Linked DNA regions of Homo sapiens: region 2 is linked to region 1. A link is a loop called in an ENCODE intact Hi-C map of the cell type or tissue named here. Cell type or tissue: B cell. All regions are shown on one strand. Links, peaks and the distances in the headings refer to the core of each region. The heading gives the core; the rest is flanking DNA.

The links. A loop is a pair of places that touch in the nucleus more often than their neighbours do. Peaks named below come from ENCODE experiments on the same cell type or tissue, not always from the same donor. Only the 100,000 strongest peaks of a DNase experiment are listed, where the experiment ranks them.
Region 2: a loop joins it to region 1, with 5 times the contacts of the local background. A loop is called at or near these places in 4 of 110 quality-filtered maps.

Annotation. Positions count from the first base shown.
Region 1 is chr3:191,289,534-191,302,089 of GRCh38, reverse strand. The region is part of intron 4 of UTS2B (urotensin 2B); the gene reads left to right. Among named protein-coding and RNA genes, the nearest start is that of CCDC50, 34 kb to the left of the region's middle. RefSeq lists enhancers at 1-155, 2,432-2,491, 2,502-2,681. In B cell, for the core only: no CTCF peak of the experiment used is centred there; DNase peaks (open chromatin) are centred at 5,179 and 5,939; H3K4me3 peaks cover 2,045 bases; H3K27ac peaks cover 4,062 bases.
Region 2 is chr3:191,240,945-191,253,500 of GRCh38, reverse strand. OSTN (osteocrin) reads right to left here. Exons shown (of 5, transcript NM_198184.2): 4 at 3,368-3,464. The coding sequence ends at 3,380. Among named protein-coding and RNA genes, the nearest start is that of OSTN-AS1, 13 kb to the right of the region's middle. In B cell, for the core only: CTCF peaks have their summits at 8,837 and 9,040; DNase peaks (open chromatin) are centred at 6,819, 7,280 and 9,060; H3K4me3 peaks cover 578 bases; H3K27ac peaks cover 2,575 bases.

The DNA of each region.
Region 1 (12,556 bases), core at 3,648-8,647:
GGTCAGTGTCTGCATGACCTGCATCTTGTGCTGACCTTCTATCTCATCCTGTGACTAAGAATGCCTAACCCCCTGGGATTGCAGCCCAGCAGACCTCAACCTAATTTTACCCAGCCCCTATTCAAGATGATGTCACTCTGTTTCAAATGCCTCTGACACAAGCAGGATAAAAACTCCATAAATATTGACTCCATCTAACAGATTCTGTCAGAGGAAGAAATCTCATTTTGATAATGACATCTTTCTAGAGCACTGCTCTTTGAATAGGGTTTCCATAGATGTATTAATATTACCAAAAATTGGCCGGGCGTGGTGGCTCACGCCTGTAATCCCAGCACTTTGGGAGGCCGAGGCGGGCGGATCACAAGGTCAGGAGATCGAGACCATCCTGGCTAACTCGGTGAAACCCCGTCTCTACTAAAAATACAAAAAAAAATTAGCCGGGCATGGTGGCGGGCGCCTGTGGTCCCAGCTACTCGGGAGGTTGAGGCAGGAGAATGGTGTGAACCCAGGCGGCGGAGCTTGCAGCAAGCCGAGATCACACCACTGCACTCCAGCCTGGGCGACAGAGCGAGACTCCATCTCAAAAAAAAAAAAAAAAAAAAATTACCAAAAATTTAGTTAATAAAACAAATACCAATTGTTCAGTATCTAACTTCATCTATAACTCAATGTTTTGATAACATTGAAGAATCTTCACAGTTCTCAACACTCTTGTGGTGAGAAACTCAGTGAAACTTGTGGAAGACAAGGTAGTGGCACTGTGACTCAATGAAGACTGAGCAAAATGGCATTTTGCAAAGCCAGGGATGTCTGAACTACTGTATTTTTTTCCATTCAAATCTTTAGGGCACCAGCTAGAATGAGACAAATTTTCTTTTCTAGTTTCACTAAAGCTTATGCAAATTCTTGAATCTGTTTCACCACCCGGAAAGACAGCTAAAATCCACCTAAAGAGGAACAGGCTGGGTTAGTCAAGGAAAGAAGGTGACATATTTTGGTTAGGGCAGTAAGTCACTTTCATAAATAAAGAAGAAAAAGTGATAAAATGGAATGCACACAAAAATAGATTTATGGAGGAAAAAGAGTAACCATACCAAGAATATTAGTTTTTTCTCAAACTGCTATAAATAAATACCTGAGAATGAGTAATTTGTTTTAAAAAGAGGTTTACTTATTGTATGGTTTTGCAGATTGTAAAGAAAACATAGAGCTTCTGGGGAGGCCTCAGAAATCTTACAATTATACCTGAAGGCAAACATAAAGCAGGCACATCTTACATGGCCAGAGCAAGAGCAAGAGAGAGAGGGGGCAGTTGCCACACACTTTTAAACAACCAGATGTCATGAGAACAGCCCCAAAGGGGGAATTCTACCTCCATGATCCAATCACCTCCCACCAGGCCCCACCTTCAACACTGGAGATGACAATTTGATGTGACATTTGGGTGAGGGCACAGAACCAAACCATGTCATTCTGCCTCTGGCTCCTCCCACGTTTCACATCCTTCTCACATTGCAATACAGCCATCCCTTCTCAGCAGTCCCCCAAGTCTTAACTCATTCCAGGATTCACTCAAAAGTTAGTCCAAAGTCTCATCTGAGACAAAGCTAGTGCCTTCTGCCTATGAGCCTGTAAAACTAAAAACAAGTTAGTTATTTCCAAGATACAATGGATTTACTGGCATTGGGTAAATACTCCCATTCCAAAAGGGATAAATTGGCCAAAAGAAAGGGGCTACAGGCCAGGCACGGTGGCTCACACCTGTAATCCCAGCACTTTGGGAGGCTGAGGTGGGCGGATCATGAGGTCAGCAGTTTGAGACCAGCCTGGCCAACATGGTGAAACCCCATGTCTACTAAAAATACAAAAATTAGCCAGGCATGGTGGTGGGCGCCTGTAATCCCAGCCACTCGGGAGGCTGAGCTGGGAGAATCGCTTGAACCAGGAGGCAGTGGTTGCAGCGTGCCGAGATTGCACCACCGCACTCCAGCCTGGGTGAAAGAGCGAAAACTCCGTGTCAAAGAAAAAATGTATATATGTGTATATATAAAAAAAAATGTTAAAAAAAGAAAAGAAAGGGGCTACAGGCACCATGCAAGTCTGAAAGCCAATGGGGCAGTCATTAAATCTTAGAGCTCCAAAATAATCTCCTTTGACTCCATGTCTCCTATCCAGGGCACATTGATGCAAGGAGTGGGTTCCCAAGGTCTTGGGCAGCTCCACCCCTGTGACTTTGCAGGGTTCAGCCCCCGTGGCTGCTCTCAAGGGCTGGTGTTGATTTCTTGTGGCTCTTCCAGGTGCAGGGCACAAGTTGTTGGTGTATCTACAATTCTGGTGTTTGGAGGATGGTGGCCTTCTTCTCCCAGCTCCATTAGGCAATGCCCCAGTGGGGACTCTGTGTGGGGGTTCCACCCCCACACTTCCCCTCTGCACTGCTTTAGTAGAGGTTCTCCATGAGGGCTCAGCTACTGCAGCAGGCTTTTGCCTGGACATCCAGGCTTTGCCGTACATCTCTAAAATCTAGGTGGAGGCTCTCAAGCCCCAACTCTTGCACTCTGTGCACCCACAGGTTTAACACCACATGGAAGCTGCCAAGGCTCATGGCTTGCACTCCCTGAAGCAGCAGCCTGAGCTGTATCTGGGGTCCTTTTAGACGTGGCTGGAGCTGAAGCAACTGAGCTGTGAAGAGCAGTGTCCAGAGGCTGCAAAGGGTATTGGGGCCCTTGCCCTGGCCCACAAAACCATCCTTCCGTCCTAGACCTCTGGGCATATGATGGGAGGGACTGCCCCTAAAGGTCTCTGTAATGCCTTGGAGGCCTTTTTCTTACTGTCTTGGCTATTAGCATTTGCCTACCTTTTATTTATGCAAATTCCTGTAACTGCCTTAAAATTCTACCCAGAAAATGGAGTTTTCTTTTCTACTATATGGCTGAGCTGCAAATTTTCCAAACTTTTATGCTCTGCTTCCCTTTTAAATGTAAGTTCAAATTTCAGATCACTTCTTTGCTCCTGCATAGGAGCATATGTTGTTGTTAGAAGCAGCTTGGCTACATCTTGGATGCTTTACTGCTTAGAAATCTCTTCTGCCACCCTAAATCATCACTATCAATTTCAAAGTTCCACAGATCCCTAGAGCAGGGGCATAATGCATTCAATCTCTTTGTTAACAAATAACAAAAGTGACCTTTGCTCCAGTTCCAAATAAGTTCCTCATTTCCATCTGAGACCCCCTTTATCCTGGACTTCACTGTCGATATCATTATCAAGATTTTGGTTATTACCATTCAACAAGTCTCTATGAAGTGCCAAGTTTTCCCTCATCTTCCTATTTTCTTCTGAGCCCTCCACACTCTTCCAACCTCTTGTTACCCAGTTCCAAAGCTGCTTCCACATTTTCAGGTATCTTTATAACAGTGCTCCACTCCTTGGTACCAATTTTCTGTATTAGTCCATTCTCACAATGCTATAAAGAAACATCTGAGACAGGGTAATTTATAAAGAAATGAGGTTTAACTGGCTCACAGTTCTGAAGGCTTTACAGAAAGCATAATGGCTCTGGGGAGGCCTCAGGAAACACAATCATTCCTGAAGGCAAAGGGAAAGCAAGCACATCTTACATGGCCAGAGCAGGAGGAACAGAGAGAATGGTGAGGTGCCACACACTTTTAAACAACCAGATCTCATGAGAAATCACCCACTGTCATGAGAACAGCAGGGGGGAAATCTACCCCATGATCCAAACACCTCCCACCAGAATCCACTTCCAATATTGGGGATTACAATTTGACATAAAATTTGGGCAGGGGCAAAAATCCAAACTGTATCTCCAAGTTAAAGCAGTGACTGTTTTTTTTGGAATTCAATGTATACATTTTTCACAAGGTTATTGTGGGTCTATTATTGTGCTAGGTACGACATTGGGTGTTAAATGTATAAGAATCTTGGCTTACCTTTTTTCCCTAAAAAATAAAAAGATGAATATATATGCTACAACTAGGCAACAGTTGATGATAAGAAAGGATTCATCAAAATATTGCCACAGAGTGTTCAAAGGGAAAGGATCTCAGATGTAATTAGCCTAAACATCTTACATGTTAGAGACAGAAGCCCAGCGCTTGGAATTCTCAGTGTTATATGACAGAAGTAGAAAGTGTTATTTATTTTCTAAAGCAGGTGACCAAGAACACTTAACCTGTTGAATGACAATGTAAATACTTATTTAAGTGCATTATCACAATAAATAAGGTTTTTAAAAAATTAATTTGGTTCGTAAATAGAGATTATTTCAGTTAGGATAATCGATGATAAAATAATTATCCACTTTAACTAACACTATGTGCCAGGTGTAATGCTGAATATTTTATTATCTGTCTTCTCCTTTAATCCACACCACAGGCTAGAAGTTGTGTAGTGCAATGAAAAATGAGGCATTACTATCCTTGTCCTCAGGCCACCCAGAATTTAGAGGGAGACCTACACTTTGACTTAATTACTAACAAATATATTGCAACAGGTAAAATAACACATTATATTATGCTACAAGAATATGAAAGAAGAGGCAATTAATTTTGTCCTAAAAAGAGAATCAAGGAATTATTTTTGGAAAATATGACCTTGGATCTCACATTTTTAAAATAATGAGTTTACCAGGTAGGCTAAATGAAGTATAAAGATCTTCTAGACAAGGGGAATTGTGTGAACAAAGAAATGGTCTCTTGAAAGCATTCTCCTCTCTCTACTGAACAGTGAGGAAAGGTCTAAACCAGCTATCAGGGTAAAAGAAAAGAAAAAGCTGAAATGAGTGTGAGAGAAGAGCAGATGAGACTCAAGAAATTAGTTCCTAATAAGAATAAAGTTAAGAAAGTGGCCAAGGACAGAAGTATTAATATTACTCTATGAGTCAGATACCCCTCAGGGACAAAACTTTTAGGATAATCCACAGTTCAAATCCAAAAGACACACACAAGGAGAAAAGGCACAGAAGTTATAGGAAGGCTCTTCATTTGAAGAGATTCTCATTTAAAGAAAAGGTTTTTTTTTCTTTCTCACAGATGTTGACATTGTTTCCCAAGCGCAATAAGCATCATTACAGTTTATTGCCTGTTCTATGAATGCATTGAGGTGTTCATCTGTTTTTAGTTAATTTGCCTATCAAATAACCACAGTCATGTTTGATTCCTCTCTACCTCACTTGCTCAATGCCAGTTATTTCCTCCATTTAGGAGAAAACCAGCTAAATATGCCAGCCTTGGATTTCTCTTGCTATCTTTTCCTCTAGGCAATGAGATTCTGGATTTGAAATTCCCAGGCCTGCCTAATTTTGGAGACACTCAGCCTCCCGCTTTCCTTAAGAAAGACCTATTTTGTGTGTAAAATAATCAGACTTCCCTCCAGCAGGTGGGGTTTGAAATAATTTTATAAGGAGAGACATGGAAGCACAAACAGAACCACAAGTGTTCTCTTACTCTATTTCTTTATTCATTTGTTTAATTATTAGATATTTCTGGGCAAACAATTATGGGCCAGGAATTGTGGTTACTGGAGATAGTAACCGTATGTTCACAGTCATGAACAAGGTAAATATACACAGTGGCATATTGAAGCTTGTAGTGCAATGGAGAGAAACACTGTACAAAAACATAGAGTAATTGATTTACGGTTGAGATATGAGCTGTTGAGGAAATGTACACAGTGGAGTGAAAGGCTCTGACAGGATGACCTGCTTAATCTGGAGAAATCAGGGGAGATTTTGTTGAAGAAGCCACAACTTTAATTGAGGCTTAAAATGGAGTATGTGTGTATGTGTGTGTATGTGTGTGTGTGAGTGTGTGTAAGTTGGGGAAGGGGAGTATGCCTCCCTGCAGGTGCAAAGTCCTTGTGGCAGAAAGTTGCTTGACATTTTTGAAGAACTGAAAGAAGGGTATTTGTGGTTGAATTGTGAAAAGGGGAAGACAGATACAGATGAGATTGAGAGGTGGGTGAAGGCGGGTAATGTAGGATTTTCTAGATCATGTTATGACTCGCAATATTTATCTATGGGTAATGGAAAACAGTTGAAGGATTTTAAATGGTAGTATTACAGACTGATAATTACATTTCCAAAAGATTAACAGCTTTTGGAGAATGAAGGGGAGAAACAGTGAACATGAGACTTCTTATTGAGGGTATTTCAGCAGTGCAGGTGTTTAAGATGATGCTTTCTTGATCTAGGGAGCAAGTAAGATAGAAGGAGTGAAAGGTTTGAGAAGTATTTAAGAGACTTAATTGATGACTTTGTGATTGATTGGAAAAGAAGACGCAACAGAGAGGAAAGAGTTTCTTCAATGAATTACTGGGTAAATGGTCATGCCATTTTCTAAGACAGTGAATACTGAAAAATAAATGATACATTAGGGTAAAGATGAGTAGTTCAGTTTGTGACATGGTTGAGAAGCCTTGTAAGAAAACCAGGTGGGAAAGTGTCTTTGGATGCACAGGTGTGGTACAAAAGAGGTGGGGAGAGAGGTATAACTTTTGGAGTCACTGACATGTAGAAGGTAATTAAACCCATGTATCTACTAGGAATATATCAAAGCATGATAATAAAAGAAAATCTAGAATCAAACCCTGAGAAAGTTCATCTTTTAAAGGTCAGAGAAAGAGGAAATGCTAAAAGAAGCCGAAAAAGTATAACCAGGAAAGTAGGAGAAAAAAAGAAAACTAGGGAGTTTTCCAAGGAGCAGGTCGTTGTCAGCAATGGAGACACTGCAGAGATACCCAGGAAAATGAGGACAGACAAGTGCTTATTGGATTTAGCAGCAATAAGATTTTTAGAAAGGGCTATTTTAGTATTTCAGTGAAGGGAAAGATGAAAGTGAGATTCAAAGGGATTGAAGAGTAAACATGTGAAAAGTATTAGAGGCAGAAAATTATTTTAGGAAGTTTGGCCTGAATGGGATGGAAAGACTAGACATAGTAGGTAGAAGATTATATGAGTGTCCTAATAAAACTTATTTGGTGTTTTGTTTTGTTTTAAGATGGAAGACAAAAAGTTTGTTGTTGTTGTTGTTGTTGTTTAAGACGGAGTCTTACTCTGTCACCCAGGCTGGAGTGCAGTGGCGCGATCTCAGCTCACTGGAAGCTCAATCTCCCAGGATCAAGCGATTCTTATAACTAAGCCTCCTGAGTAGCTGGGACTACAGGCGCCTGCCAACATGCCCGGCTACTGTTTTTGTATTTTTAGTAGAGATGGGATTTTACCATGTTGTTCAGGCTGGTCTCGAACTACTGGCCTTAGGTGATCCACCAGCCTCTGCCTCCCAAAGGGCTAGGATTACAGAAATGAGCCACCATGCCTGGTCAAGATTTTTTTTTTTTTTAGTGATACTTGGGAAAATTATGTAGAGAGAGAGATTAAAGATGCAAGCTATAAAAGGAATTGATAATATAAAAGCTCCTGAGAAGATTGGAAGAATACATATAAGAGACCCTGATCCTTGATAGGATGGACCTTTTCTAGAACTACCATCACCCTGGAAGCTGAAGAAAGTAAGTGACAACATGGACATTTATCATAGCTCATAGCTCCTGTTGGCCAAGGAGTCCACCCTTTAAATGGAGTCACAAATCATTTTCTTGACAGTTTTTTTCTCTGGTCTTAATTCTGAGAGTCTGGTTTCCTGCTGCTTACAACATGCTTAGGCTTAGAGAGTTTTTTTTCTTACAAAGGCACTGCTAATTTAAATTTGCGTCTTCTAATAGACCCTGGAGTTTGAATCCAGTTTTTGCTCTCTTCCTATTACCAGGGCCTTTATATTTCAGTTGAATCCTTGCTCAGTGGTTTCCCCTTAGGTAATGATTCTAAATAATGTTTTATTTTCCATCATGTGATACAAGGGTAGAACGGTATGTCTAATCCTTGACTTGAAATCCTCAGGCTGGACCAAAATCCCCTACTCACTTTGTTTGTTTGTTTGTTTGTTTTTGTTTTTGTTTTTTTGAGATGGGTTTTCATTCCTGTTGCCCAGGCTGGAGTGCAATGGCGCGATCTTGGCTCACCGCAACCTCCCCCTCCCAGGTTCAAGCGATTCTCCAGCCTCAGCCACCCGAGTAGCTGGGATTACAGGCGTGTGTCACCACGCCCGGCTAATTTTGTATTTTTAGTAGAGACAGGGTTTCTCCATGTTGGTCAGGCTGGTCTTGAACTCCTGACCTCAGGAGATCCGCCCCGACTCCCCCACCCCCGGCTTCTCAAAGTGCTGGGATTACAGGCGTGAGCCACTGCACCAGGCCCTCACTTCTACTTAGGCATCTTTCATGTTCTCAACCACTATTGAAGATACTGCTTGAAAATAGACTAAACTTCCACATTATAGCATGTTTATGTTTGAAAATTCCTGCTGCCATGCTCATCCACTAGATCAAAGCCCCTTCTGGATGAAATGTCTGTATATCTCATGGCTCTTCTTAATAAAGATGAGACAGAATATTTACAGATTTAAAAAATATAATCAAATTTCAAGTTTGGGGATATTACTGCCAACTTTACAGAGACAAAATAGTTACAAAGGAATATTATGAATAATTGAATGCCAACAATTAGAAACCTATATGGAATGGATAAATTCTTAGAAAGACAAAAATTAGCAAATCCAAATTAAGAAGAAATAGAATTGATCTATAGAAGTAAAAAGGTTGAATCAGTATTTCAAGATAACTTCCCACAATAAAACAACAGATGAATTCACTATTGAATTCTACCAGATGTTTAAGGAAGAATTAACACTAATCCTTTACAAACTCTTCAAAAACTTAAAAGAGAAGAGACCATTTTCAATTCATTCTACAAGGCCAGTATTGCCCTGATATCAAAACTGGACAATGACATATATAAAATAAAACTACAGAGCATCTCTTATAAATATAGATGCAAAAGTTGCTAATAAAATACTAGTAAACAGTCCAGCAACATATAAAAAGTAACACACAACATCACCAAATAAGATTTATCCTGGAATACAAGGTTTATTTAACAAACAAAAATTAATCAATGTTATACAACATATTAACAGAATAAAGGATGAGAACTTTATTCTTTTTTTTTTTAAGACGAGGTCTTTCTCTGTTGCCCAGGCTGGAGCGCAGTGTGCGATACCTGCTCACTGCACCTTCTGCCTCCTGGGGGAATTTTATTCTATAGTCGTCTCAATAGAGGGGAAAAGGCATTTGACAAAATGTAATAGCATTTCATAATAAAAACACTCAACAAACTAGAAACTGAAGGGAACTTCCTCAATCTGGTAAAGGGCAGCTACAAAAAAATCCAGAATTAACATCATCCTTAACAGTAAAAGTTGAAAGCTTTACCCTCTAAGCTCAAGAAAAAGACAAAGAGGTCCACTTTCACCACTTTTATTCAACATTGTACTGGAGGTTCTAACCAGGACAATTAGGTAGGAAAAAGAAATAAAAGATACCCAAATTGAAAAGGAAAGAGTAAAACTGTCTCTATTTGTTGACATGATCTTCTATGTACAAAATCCTAAGGAATCTATGAAAAAATAAATAAACAGAGCTAATAAATGGGTTCAGCAAGATTGCAAAATATAAGATCAATATGCAAAAATCAATTATACAAAATCAATCAATACAAAGATCAATATGCAAAAATCAATTATAGGACAATTTCATGTCCTAGCAAAGAACAACGCAAAAAATAAAATTAAGAAAGTAATTCCACTTGAAATAGCATCAAAAATATAACATATTTAGGAGTAAATTGAACCAAAGAAGCATAAGACTTGTTCACTGAAAATTACAAAACAACATTGAAAGAAATTAAAGACCTAATTAATTATAAAGATATTCTGTGTTCACAGATCCAGGCATAACATTTTTAAGATGGAAAAATTCTCCAAATTAATTCACAAATTTAGTGCAACCTCTACCAAAATCTTAGCTTCCCTCCTGCAACCTCTTTTTTTTTTTTCAGAAATTGGCAAGCTGATCCTACAATGTATATGGAAATGCAAGGGATACAGAGAAATCAAAACAGCTTTTCACAATAGACCATTAGAAGTCTCACACTTTCCAATTTCAAGGCTTACTACAAAGCTACATTAATAAACAATATTTTACTTGTATAAGAATGGACAAATTGGTCAATGGAATAAAATTTATAGTTCAGAAATAAAACCATACATCTATGACAAGCTACCAAGACCATTCATGGGGGAAAGAATTATCTTCTAAACAAATGTGGTGAGACAACTAGATATCCACATGCGAAAATAAATAAATAAATAAAGGTGAAACCCAACCTCACACCATATATAAAACTTTACTTAAAGTAGATCAGGCCGGGCGCGGTGGCTCACGCATGTAATCCCAGCACTTTGAGAGGCTGAGGTGGGTGGATCACGAGGTCAGGAGATGGAGGCCATCTTGGTGAACGTGGTGAAACCTTGTCTCCACTAAAAATACAAATAATTGGCCAGGTGTGGTGGTGGGCGCCTGTAGTCCCAGCTACTCAGGAGGCTGAGGCAGGAGAATGGCATGAACCCAGGTGGTGGAGCTTGCAGTGAGCCGAGATGGCGCCACTGCACTCCAGCCTGGGTGACAGAGTGAGACTCTGTCTCAAAAAAAAAGAAAGTGGTTCAAAGACCTAAATTTTAGAGTTTCACTATAGAACTCTTAGATAATAATATAGGCATAAATCTTTGTGACTTTCAAGTAGCTAATAGTTTCTTATAGTACTCAAAAACAAGAAACACAAGAAAAAATAGATACATTGGACTTTTTTCAAATAAAACCCTTTGTTCTTCAAAAGACATGATCAAGAAAGTGAAACTACCCTCAGATTGTGAAAAAATGTTTTCAAATTATGTATCTGATAAGGAACTAGAATCCAGAATACAATGAACTCTTACAACTTAACAATAAAAATACTCAATTTTTAAAAAGGGCCAAGTATTTGAACAGATGTTTCTACTTTATTTCAACAAATTCAGGCCATTGTTAACTCTTTTAAATGAAAAAAAGAACTCCAAGCACCGTCTTGTCAGGATGTCAGAAACTCTACTTTTGCTTCCTTCCTTCCGCTATTTTTTTCATTTAACTACATGTAAGGAATTCTACCAAGAATTAATAGTCAGAGAGAAGTAAAAATAAAATTGTTCAATTTTCTTACTACAAAAAAAGTAATAAGGCCAAGAGCTTACTGGAGTCTGAAAGTAATTATTCAAATCAGTTTGAGTCACCATACAAACACTTATCTGTGCTTTTCTTGTCACTCATCGTGAGAAATAGTCAGATGCAAGTGAATCTTAAAGCTATCTGTTCCCTGTAAATTATAACTTGACGAAGCCTTCATTGACAAAATGGAAATGCCATTTATATCCTGTAATTGATACATAGACTGAGTTATTAAAGTATTGCTATTGAAAATACAAAGTTCAAATGTTTCTAAGTTTTCTTTAAAATGGGGGTCTCTGTTATTGGAGCAATCATTTTCTATCTCTGTGTTTCCCCAATTGTGATATGTGGGCAAGAGATCATGTGGGTTAAGCATGTAGCTCTGCGTTGGGTAGATCTGGGTTTCACTTTTGGTTCCAAAACTGTCTTCTTTTACTGTAAAAGATGAAAAATTATAGTTGTGCAATTGTTGAGGGATTGCTATGGAAATTAAATGAGGTACTATTTGTGAGGTGCTTAGTACAGGGCCTGGCATGTGATGATTGCTCAATAAATGGCAACAATAATATTGCTATATACTATAAATGTGTATAACAAGAACTCCTCAAACAAATATTCTAACTTCATTTATCCATCCAATACAATCGATAGTAAACATCTGCTTTTATTTGAATGATTTGGTTATGCACTCATGACAAGAATTTAGTATTTTATTAAGGAGAGAGAGAGATAAAAGATTTAATTAAAGATCTTTGCAGACTTTTCCCCAAAGTGGATGGAAATGGTCATGAAACAGGGACTTCTTTGTCTATGTCTCTTTTTAAAAATCAATTCATTAAAAATTTGACAAAATTCTGTACATCTATTGTGTACAACATGATGTATTGAAATATGTATACATTATGTTATGACTAAATTGAAGAAATTAGCATATGATTCCTTCACATACAACATTTTTGTGTGGTGAGAACACTTAAAATTTACTTCTTTAGTGATTTTCAACAATAAAATACATTGTTATTAATGATATCACTAGGCTGTACAGATTTCTGAAACTTAACTTCTGCTATCTAACTGATATTTTGTGTCTTTTAAACATCTCTTACACATTCTCCCTTCCCCACAACCCAAGCTCCTGGTAACTACCATTTTCCTCTCTGCTTCTAATAGTTCACATTTTCTTAGATTCCACATAAAAGTGAAATTATGACAAATAAAAATATTTGTCCTTCTGTGTCTGTTTTATTTTATTGAACATAATATCCTTCAAGCTTATATATTTTATCACAAATGAGAGGATTTTCTTCTTTTAAATGACTGAAGACATTTCAATTGTGCATATATACCACATTTTCTTTACGTTTTCATCCCATCATAGACA
Region 2 (12,556 bases), core at 4,607-9,606, 50 kb after region 1:
CCCTGGAAAGTTGAGGTCTTCATCCTTAAGCCTCCCAGGTATAAATGTTAAATAAATTTGTGTGACTTTTCTCGTATGTATCCATCTGCCTCATGTCAGTGACTGTTAGCAAAACCTCAGCGGGCATTTGGCCCCTATAGTAGGCATCATAGAGCAGCTGTTCCAGACTTCACCTCGAATGAAGCAAAACTTCCATAATTAGATAGCAGTTTTACTTTTAATAGGAAGTGTTAAAGTGAAACCCGGAAGATGAAAACCCACAAATAAACCTGCTCCAAAAGTAAATCCATCAACCTGCACAGAAGTGAAACAAAGATTTTTGTAAAGTGCGAGATACCATTTCTGTTCGTCTTAGAAATGTATAACCAATGAATTTAGCATCCAACAATGAAAACTTAGCACCAAGAAGGCCTTTTGGGTCACGAAGAGAATGTTGGCCTATAAGTCCAAAGACCCGGACCCCAGATTTTGCTCTGCCCAAGAGTCTATAAAATTTGGGACAATTTCCTCTTGCAGCTCCATTTTCCTGAATTGTTTTAAAAAATGGGGTTGGATTAAATGAAACTTTATGTTTTTGAACCTCTCAGCTGTATTACTGTGTGAACAGTATTTAATGACTTTTAAGCTGCTCTCTGTTAAATGATACATCCCCTGTTTAATTCAAAGGAATATTGTTGACAGTAGATAAAAATATAAAAAGTAACTTTGAAAATTAGATTGGAAATTAGAAATATATTATCATCTCATGTCTTTTGTTATTCATAAACTACATAACATGAAACTTCACATGAGGAAGTAAACAAATGTCTGAGAGAAATCTTGGTGACAGTGATGGAAAATAAATAGAAACAAAACGGTCGAACAGGTGAACCCACAATGACTGATGAACGGGAAAGAGCAAATATATGATAAATTCTTTTCTAAATCGATTCTTTTGTGATATTCTCACCTTGAGATTTTAATATAAGAACAGTGATTATCAAGATGCTTAACAAAGTTTGCTAAGAGAAGGACACAACATACAAATTTGGATTTCACCCAACAGTGATTCAGGAAGCATTGTATTAATTCAATTGTCTTCATAGTTTGGTAGTTGCTGAAATTTCTATGGTCTCAGTCTTCATATAAAAATTCAAGGCTGAGCCCAGTGGCTCACTCCTGTAATCCCAGCACTTTGGGAGGCCGAGGCAGGAGAATCACAAGGTCAGGAGATCGAGACCATCCTGGCCAACATGGTGAAACCCCATATCTACTAAAAATATATTTTTAAAAAAGTAACTGGGCGTGGTGGCGCACGCCTGTAGTCCCAGATGCTTGGGAGGCTGAGGCAGGAGAATTGCTTGAACCCGGGAGGCAGAGGTTGCAGTGAGCCGAGATCACGCAACTGCACTTCAGCCTGATAAAAGAGTGAGACTCCGTCTCAAAAAAACCAAAAAAAAATCATATGAAAATGAGTTCTCTGTATAATTTGTTTAACATAACTCGTTGTGGTTGAACTAAAAAATGTTGAAATGGGTGATAATCAAGGGTGGTAAAGGTATATGTGGAAACCAATCAAAGTTAATTAATTTTATCTCACTGTCATAATGTTCTCAGAACATCAAGAAACTGGAGGACTCAAAGAGTTACTTGGTTTTTAAACAGCAATTAGCTAGTTTCTACTCAAATATAATGTGGCAATTTTTAACAACCTTGAAGAGTGACCATACTTGGTATATCTCTAGATACGAAGAAATAATGTTCAACCTGTTTTGAAGATGATGCTGATTAAAAGGCAGTGTTCTTGGCAGTATTCAGTAAGTTCTCTTGTATCTATAGACATTCATTAACTGCAGAGGTTCATTAAACAACTCCATGATAATGAAATTTATTTTAACTGAGTGATTTTGAGAACGAGAGAGTTGAGAAAAAATACTGACTATTTATTGTGGTTTTAGAGCATGAGGAGGAGGGAAAAAATGGGATGATTTAAATTAAGACAAGATCAGGGCTAATATGATACTTTTGGGGCCTCTAAATTATTGGTCTAAGGATTATCTCGAGAGAAGCAGAAGGCAAAATTCCCTCTGCTCTAGCCTCAGATTGTTAAAGCAGTTCCAGTTTGTCTTATTTGTTAGGGAGCGGGCATGCACCTTCTATAAGTCCTATTGGAAGAAAACATATTGCTAAGATTTCACCTTCAAAAAACATTTATTTAGTGTTTAAAGGATATGTATGATTAAATGCTGTGTTTAACATACCCACTCAGGATGTAACCTTTCTGGATTTTAATTCTATGTGTACCACTTATACTCTATGTGGCACTGTAAGTTAATATTTCTAAGCTTTCCATTTATTTGTATAATGATAATATTAACTAATACTTATTAATAAATTAACATCTCAGGTACTATTATAAGTGCTTAATATGTATCTATTTAATCCTCAGGACAATGCTATATGGTAGAAATTATTATTCTAATTTAATGAAGGAGTGTTTGAGAATTTAAATAAGTTCCCATAGCTAGCAAATATTGATAGATGACCTGGGATTTGAACCCATAAGGCCTGATCTCTTTAGCTGGCACCTTTAACCCTTATACATCAATAATTCTCAAGATATTGGAGATAGTGATAGTATTGCTTTATGAAATAAAATGATTAAGTGAAGCAATGCACATAAAGTGCCAAGTATAAGGCCTGGAACAGAGTAAATTTTCAGAACTGTAATGTAAACTATCACTTGCATGTATTGTGTATCCAATATATTGTAGGCCCACTACAAACATCTAATGTAATCTTCAGAATACCACTACATTATTATTTAAATGTACAAGCTGTAGAAAAATAAACTATCTTAACAGAAACAAGATAATGAATGAATGAAAGAATCAGGATTTGGATAAAGTGTTTTGATTCCATGGCTAATGCTCTTTCTGCTGTGCATTTTCTCCCCTATGCTCCACATTATCATAATTCTAATAACGTACTTATTGACAACAAAATGATGTGTATCACTTGAATGTGTCTTCTTCATAACGCAAGGATTTTTATATATTTATGGAGGTGATTTAATATATTGACTAGAACTTTAACCCTTGTGTGCATATTAATATTCAATGGTTAATTACATAGAAGTCTGAAAACAACTAAATCATTAATTTTGGAGAGTGAAGCAGAACTAGGACATTCTTTTGCTTTTTAAATATCATTTAAGTTATTTAACATTAATATACTATACTCATTGCATACATAAATGATTGAAAAAGTGAACTGATAAGCTAGGAAATCAAAAGGGGGATTTATAAGCAAGAATGGATTGATTAGTCCATTGTGAAATATTAATCAAATACCTGCATATACTGTTACTTATTCAAATTGTACTCACAATTGGAATCAATTAGCCTCTGGAATTTGAAAGCCGGTTTCTACCAATCCGATCCATGGGGATACCAAATCGCCTTTTTGGATGATCTACTACTTTCCTGAAACAAACCAAGGAGGACATTTTTAAACTAAAGGGCAAGTTATTGATCATTATTTTTGTTCTTTATTTTATGTAGCTCTGGGGGCTTTCTTTGGGAGTTGGAATAAACATGATAGTTCCCACTCACCAGTACTCACTATGTGCCAGACACTATCTCATATTTTCAACATCTGTGGGAGTAGATATTATTAGCTCCATTTTACATATGAGGAAACTGAGGCTTAGAGAAGTTAACTTATTCAAATTCAAATAGACCAAACCAAAAGCCAGGTCTTATCAGCATACGAATCTGCCAACTAAGTGCTTTAGTTTGAGAAAATCCCGTCCCCCTTCAAATTTTATTTTTCTGTTATTTTGTGAATATTAAACTGGATAAGTAGTTTTTCACAAACTTTGCTTCAGAATGGCTCATCTAAAGAAGGATGATGGTGGGAGAGGAAAGAGTATGATGCTAAGACTGAATGTAGAGGTAAATATACCTCTCATGTCTTCCCTTAGACTCCACCCAGAGAAGCTTTGTATGTGATGGTCGACATTTGCTTATATTCTCTTTGTTAAATACTGTTTGAAATAAATTAAACATCTTCATTATTAAAATGAAGTATAAAAAGTCCACACAGTACTACCAAAGGTCTAATATAACTTCCAGCTTATATTTTCTATCAATTACCCCTTTAAAAATAAGATGCATTTTAGAAACTTTTCAATTTGATTTGCTAATATTATCATCACTTAGTTCTATCAAGCCAAAATCCTAACAAGAGAGGATCCAGAGCTTTGATCGTATAACTTTCACTGGCCTTGGAGTTAAGAGAAGTGTGAATCTTTATGAAGAAAGAGACAGCAGGGAGAGTCTAAGAAGCCTATGTAAATCAGTGATTTATCTCACAGAAAAGGTAACTGGCTTATAAAATTGTGAGGCTTATTGTTGACAAAATATACATGCAGAAAAGAGGTCAGAAAGGAGGGCATATTATAAAAATATTAGACATATACAGATTTTAAGTGTAATAAATTCCCAGACCAAGAAACAGAACATTGCCAGCAGACAAACACTTTTGCAATGAGAGATAAACTTAAAAGGTTATTCTCCCACCAAATGTAAGGATTTCTGCTGGAGTACGATGGTGTGATCATGGCTTACTGCAGCCTCAACCTCCAGGGCTCAAGTGATCTTCCCACTTCAGCCTCCCAAGTAGCTGGGACTATAAGTGTGTACCACCATGTCTGATTAATTTTTTTGAATTCTTTGCAGAAATGGGAGTCTCGCCATCTTGCCCAGGCTCATTTCAAACTCCTGAGCACAAGCGATCCTTCATCTTGGCGTCCTGAACTGCTGGGATTAAAGGTATGAGCCACCATGCCTGGCCTGCTTCAATTTTTTGACCAATAATGATATACTTCATTGCTTGAAAAGCTCAGTGATGTAGGACTTAGTATCTAACAAGACAACTTAATTTTCAGCAGTTTAAACAGTCAAGAAAATATTTGCTTCAGAACATTTTCAATAGCTTCTTTAGTTCTTTTCTAATTACTAGTATTATATTATTAAACTATACTTATTTACCAATAATTACTTTATACTAATTTAAACGCTAAACATGAATGAAAACCTCAATGCCCTCGAGGCTTTTCTTATTATGATCTAATTGTTTTTTCTATTATAATTTACTGTGTACCTGATATGTAGAAAGGTTCTTTTTGTGGCTGTTTTGGGTGGAAGAAATGAGTCATAAATAGCCTTTTCCCTCAAAAACCTATAACTGACTATTCTCAGATTGATGATGATTTAACGTAAATAGTAGAGGAAAATAATTATGTCATTTTTTTTCCTTGACTACACAGTCATATCGGTGCTCCTGATATTACTATGAAGTAAATAACTTATTAAAGGTCTCGGAGGCCCGGCGCAGTGGCTCATGCCTGTAATCCCAGCGCTTTGGGAGGCTGAGGTGGGCAGGTCACTTGAGGTCTGGAGTTTGAGATCAGCCTGGCCAACATGGTGAAACCCCATCTCTACTAAAAATACAAAAATTAGCAGGGCATGGTGGCGTGTTCCTGTAATCCCAGCTACTCGGGAGTCTGAGGCATGAGAATCGCTTGAACCTGGGAGGCTGAGTTTGCAGTGAGCCGAGATCGCACCACTGCCCTCAAACCTGGGCGACAACGCGAGACTCTGATCAGGGGGAAGAAAAAGTCTGGGAAAGTATGGAGAATATGAGAGATTTTTATTGTTGTACCTTGTACATTGAAAAAATCTATAAACATTGATAAGTTCTAATTAAAATAATGTATTTAAGGACAACTAATATTTACTTAATACCTTCTATGTGCCAGATGCTGTGCTTGGTGCTGTTGTATAAAAGGCTAATAAAAATAGACATGGAACCTGATACGGTGTTTATACTCAAACAATATTACAGAAATAGGGCCATATTACATATTTCAACTTATTCAACCTTCTTTTCTGCTGATTTACGTCCATCTTCCTTTCTAGGTTGGCTCTTATTATCTGTATCGACTATATGTGTGATCTTTTTTTTCTCCTAGATAAAAATTTGATCAATTCGGTGAGAAAAAAACTAGGAAAAAAGTATTTAATCCTTATCCTTACTCTAGCTACACCCTTGCCTCCCTTCTTCAGATTCCTGAAAAACATATCCTCTTAAGTGGTGTTCTATTGTTTGCACTTCTACATTTCTTGATGAAAAATTAACTACATATTTTTCAACTTGATAACCAAATAGGAAACATGTTATTTGTAAAATTAATATAAATTTTATGGTTTAGAGTCATAAGAAACCATGCCTATCAGTCATGCTCTATGTCTTTGGTGTAATTATAAATAATGACTATTGAAAGAAAAGAAAAACTGTCTCCTTTACATTTTAAATTATCTTTGTCCACATAAAGTAAATATATAGATTCTTAATTACGCAGTTATTTTCCTCGTGGTAGTCAGAATAATGACTTCTCAGAGATGTCCACTTCATAATCTCCAGCAATTATAAATATGTCACTTTATATAGCAAATGCATTTTGCAGACAGGATTAAGGTTAAGGACCTAGAGATGAAAAGATTATCCTGGGTTATCTGGTTGGGCCAATCTAGTCACCAGTCTATAAAAGTTGCTAATCACTGACTAAGAGTGAGTCAGAGAACAGCAATCTAAGGATTTAACCGCCATGGCTGGCTTTGAATGGAGCCATGAATCAAGGCTTAGATAATGAATCAAGGAATGCTGTGGCCTCTAGTTCTTCTCCTCCTTCTCCTCCTTCTCCTCCTTCTCCTCTTCCTCCTCCTTCTTCTTCTTCTTCCTCTTCTTCTTCCTTTTCATCCTCCTCTTCCTCTTCTTCCTCTTCCCCTTCCCCTTTACCTTTCCCTTCCTCTTCTTCTTTTCTTTCTTTCTTTCTTTCTTTTTTTTTTTTTGATACAGGGTCTAGCTCTGTCACCCAGGCTGGAGTGCAGTGGCACCATCTCAGCTTCTGCAACCTTCGCCTCCTGGGCTCAAGCAATTCTCCTGCCTCAGCCTCTTGAGTAGCTGGGATTACAGGTGCGTGCCACCATGCCTGGGTAATTTTTGTATTTTTAGCAGAGACAGGGTTTCATCATGTTGGCCAGGCTGGTCTCAAACTCCTGACCTCAGGCAATCCACCCACCTTGGCCTCCCAAAGTTCTGGGATTACTGGCGTGAGCCACCACACCCGGCCTACTAGTTCTTGAAAGCAAATGGGGATCTTGGTCCTGCCACTGTAAGGAACTGAGTTCTGCCAACAACGTGAATGAGAGGAAGTGAAAAACCAACCCTCTCAGATGTTTGAAGGACTCACAAGAAAGGGAAGGAAATAGCGGCTGGGGAAAGCAGTCACATGATACCTGCACTGATTCCCCAAACTCCCTTTAGAAATAGATGATGTCATGAAAAAATAATACGTTTACTCTTTTTTTTTTTTTTTTTTTTTTTTTGAGACAGAGTTTTGCTCTTATTGCCCAGGCTGGAGTGCAATGGCACAATCTCAGTTCACGGCAACCTTTGCCTCCCGGGTTCAAGCAATTCTCCTGCCTCAGCCTCCGGAGTAGCTGGGATTACAGGCGCCCACCACCACGCCCAGCTAATTTTTTGTATGTTTAGTAGAGACAGGGTTTCACTATGTTGGCCAGGCTGGTCTCGAACTCCTGACCTCAGGCGATCCACCCGCCTCGGCCTCCCAAAGTCCTGGGATTACAGGTGTAAGCCACTGTGCCCGGCCTCTTTTACTCTTTTCGAGATACGTATGATTAAAACAGAACATTCTTTGGTCTCTCCTACCAAAATTTATTTTCTCAAAAATGAAGGTAAATAAGTGAAAATGTGTTTTTCTTTTTTGCTTTACTACAGTTGATCTTTCCCTGCTCAATCAAATAAGAGGCAGCTGCGGTATAGTGGAAAGCAAAATAAATTCTGTTTTACTTCCTTTCTTTCCTTTTTCCCCATTCTCTCCTCACCTCCTTTCCCCCAGATTTGATCCAAAATGTATTAGAAACCAGGAGATGGAGGATTTGTGTTCTACTTGATTTACTTACTGATAGTATGACCCTCTGCAAGTCTTTTATTCTAAGCTACTCTTTCCTTTTTGATAAAATTCAGATAATAATTGCTATGCCTATCTTCTGGAGCTGTTTATTCACTTAACAAACTTATTTGTTAAGTGATATTTGATTGTTTCATGCATTACCATGTATTACACAGACTTAACCATGTGTTATGTGTTGTTATGTGCATTGGGGATACTACAGTGAATAAGACAAAGGTTACCTCTCAGGGTTCACATTTTACATTGAAAAGTGGTAATCAGGTAACACATGTAAAAACATTTCATACATTTCAACTGATACTAATTTTTCCTACCAGTCTAGTCCAGTGGTTTTCAATTTGTAGTTATTTCTATAGATAAAAGCTTTATAAAAGAGAGCAATATCTGAAAAGTTAAGTAAAGAATTGTCCCAGTAAAAAAGTATCCCTCCTACACAATATATAGTGGCCCCTGACAGACCTTCCAGAAACACCATAGGTTCCTCAGAGCAGAGTTTAAGTGAAAACTACTGGTCAAGTGGATAAAATAGTAACTCATGGTTTTACCCTAGCAACAAATTCATAATTACTTTGATTCATCTTATCAAATTGTGGATTGGTTGCAAATGCTTATAGATATCTGGACATCAAATAAAAATAAATAAAACAAATATATATATAAAAATCAATTCATTTTAAAATTTTTAGTACTAATACAAAATAAAAATAATTTTCATAAAGCACATAATCAGAAACCATAATAGCCTGGTTAAATACTTTCTATACAATCTATATCCATCAGAAGTGAAACAGAAAGCTAGTAGTTAACATTTTTGTTGATATGAAATATATATATTATATATGAAATATAAATATATTTATATTATATTTATAATATATATATAATGGTGCTACATTCTAAAACACATTACTGGCATGAATGTAGTGTATGAAAAATTAATGTTAGATAGAGAATATAATCTTGAAACCAAAAGAGAAAGCTGTACTTTTTGACTATCTAGTCCCTCTTGTGACAAAATAATGGTATGACATGGCTTATATGATATATGCATTTAAAACAACCCACGTTTTCCATTCTGAAATATTCTGTAAGTAAAGTAGATTAAGGATATAGAATATTTATCAATTTAATACAATCACAATGATTAGATTGTTTATTTTAAATGAAACTAATTTTCACACGAAAATCTAAACTTCCTATGTGAAACAGGATTTTCTTTAACATTTATAATCTTGGATAACTCCATTTCTAAAGGTATTTTACATTCCAAAAAACAGCAGGTGGAAAAATGTTTTTAAACTTTTTATTGAGAATCACTTCACACATACAGAACCTATACATTTGTCTATGCTCAATTTAAAGAGAGTAAAAATGAACAGCCCTATTCCCAGCCCCCAGCATAAGAAATAGAGCATTACCACTACTTTAGAAATTCTGGTATTCCTTCTCCCAAACTGCAGCTGTCTCATGGCTCAGTCCCAGAGTAATCCATAGACTAAATTTTGGTCTAATAATTCCCTTGATTTCCTTCATAATCTTAGAATCTATATGTATTCTTCAAAAATCTGTTGTTTTCTTGATAGTTCCAGAATTGTACTTAAAAGGAATTGAGTACGATGAACAATGTACAGCATTGTGACTATAGTTAATAATGTTGATATTAACATGTAAATAATGTAAATATTAATTATTGTGTTATTAATGATGTTAATAATAATGTATACTTGAAATTTGCTAAGAGCAGATCTTAAGTGTTCTCACCAAAACAAAAAACAAAAAACGGTAGCTGTCAGGTGATAGATATGTGAGTGTGGTATCATTTCACAATGTGTACATATATCAGAACATACTGTACACCCTAAATTTATACAATTTATATTGTCAATCATAGCTCCATCAAGCTGGGACAAAAATTATATATGAATTTTTCTCCACTTCTTTCAGCAAATATTATGTGTTTTGAGATTTCTCCAAGATGACATGTGGAGCTGTAGTTCCTTTATTTTACTGCTGTATAATATTTCATTGTGTGAATACACAACCATTTGTTTATCCATCCTACTGTAGATGGAAATTTGAGGTATTTCCTCTACTTGTTGTTGTTATGTACTGTTCAGCTGTACCTGCCTTTGGTGTTCAAGTAAGGATTCCTCTACAATATATTCCCAGTAGTATAATTGACAGCTATGCTTATACTTAATTTTATTACATAGTGTCATATTATTTTCCAAAGTTATTGTACAAATTTACGAACTCAAGAGCAGTGTATGATAGTTCCTATTATTTCAAATTTATGCTAATCCTTGTATTGTGGGATTTTTAATTTTGCCAGCCTAATGCTTTGGTAATCATATCCCACTGTGGTTTTAATTTACTTTCCCTGAATACTAATGATGTTGCTCAGCTTTTCATTTGTTTATTGGCCACTTGGATTTCTTCTTTTGAAAGTGCCTGTTTGAATCTGCTGCCTGTTTTTCTAATGTTTTTTTTTTCTTTTAAACATTTATCTGTAGGAGGGCTTTGAATACTCTGAATATTAGACTTTGAGAGTTATAAATTTCAAATATCTACTCCCATCTGTGATTCATCTTCTTTATTGTGATTTTTTAAAAAATCTTTGATGTGGTTTTAAAACATCAATATTTTTGCATCTCATGTAATAAATCACCTCTACCCTAATATTATGAAGATATTCTCCTATGTCATAAAATATTTTTGTAGTTTTGCCTTTTACATTTCAGTTTTTAATACGTTGAAATTAATTTTTGCAAGGCACAGTGGCTCATATCTGTACGACCAGCTACTTGGAAGATTGAGGAGGGAGTATCCCTTGAGTCCAGGAGTTCCGATCAGATTGAGCAATATAAAGAGACCCCGTCACAAAACAAAATAAACAAGAAAAAATTTAATTTGTATTTATGGGGTGAGTAAAAAATCATGTTTCTTTTTAAAAAAATCTATATTCATGCCTAATGATTCAGAAATTTTAGATTCAGCTCGTCAAGTTCTATAGAAATCCTATTGCTGCTTTGACTAGAATTGTATTGAATCCAGGTATAATTCATTTAGGGAAGAATTGAAATCTTTATGATATTGAGTCTTACTATCCAAGATCATTTATTTAGAGTGTTTTTAATGTCTTCAAATAAATTGTTAAAATGTTCTCCAAAAGACCTTTTTGTGGTTGTAAGTGGCATCATTTAAGAATATATGTTGTAGGCATTTTTTAATGGTGTCCCTTACTTGGTTAAAAAAAGTTTCCTTCTATTATTAATTTACTAGTGATTTCAATCATAGGTGGGGGTTTAGCTTTATTGAATGCTTTTTCTGAATCTATAGAGATGATGTGATTTATATCTTCAATTTGTTAACTCCATTAATTGATTTTCAAAGTAAATTAAGCTTATATTGTATTTTTGTGATAAACAACATGATAATGGTATTTTTTTTTAAATACATTGCTATTTGTTTTGCTATTTTTTTTGGTAGGAATTTTCTATCTGTAGTCATTAATGAGGCTGTCCTACAATTTTCTTTTCTTGTTCTCTCCATATGTGGTTTTGGTGTTTAGATAATGTTATTCTCATTAAATGAGTTGAGAATTGCACCTTCTTTTTGGTTATCCTTCTGTTATTTATTTAATCACATTGTAGTTTGAGAACATGTTTTGTATGATAACCATGCCTTTAAAACTTGTAAGGCTTATGTTACAGAATAGCACTTCGTTGAAAATTTCCATGTCTAGATGTTGTTTGATTGTTCTTAATAGGTGTTTCGGGTGTCATTAAAACTTTTTTTCCTTCCATTTGTTGGATACAATAACTTTTAATGATCCTGTTTATAGTTTCGAGTTCCAAGAAAAGAAACTTGGAATCAGAGTGTGGAAAATGTTCCTTAAAATCAATAGTCTGATTTCACTACTACAACTTAAAGGGGCACTAAAATGCTAGTCCTCCTTTAAGAAAGGCACAGAGCTGGCCAGGCGCGTTGGCTCACGCCTGTAATCCCAGCGCTTTGGGAGGCCGAGGCGGGTGGATCACGAGGTCAGGAGATCGAGACCATCCTGGCTAACATAGTGAAACCCCGTCTCTACTAAAAATACAAAAAAAATTAGCCGGGCGTGCTGGCGAGCGCCTGTATTCCCATCTACTCGGTAGGTAGGCTGAGCCAGGAGAATGGCGTGAACCCGGGAGGCGGAACTTGCAGTAAGCCGAGATCGCGCCACTGCACTCCAGCCTGGGCGACAGAGCAAGGCTCCGTCTCAAAAAAAAAAAAAAAAAAAAAAAAAAAAAGTCAAGGCACAGAGCTCCACCAACTTTGAGTTCTATCCAAAATGAGAGAAAACAGAAATAGCTAAAAAAGAATGTTCTTTCAAATAGTTCAGTAATTTAGATTAGTAAAACAGGGAAGTTAATTATTATAGTATAAACCTTACATGAGTGTACTAGCCAGGCTCCAAGGTGGAACCCAATAATTCTACCATTATGTAGTCTCCTTCCACATTGAATAGGGCTG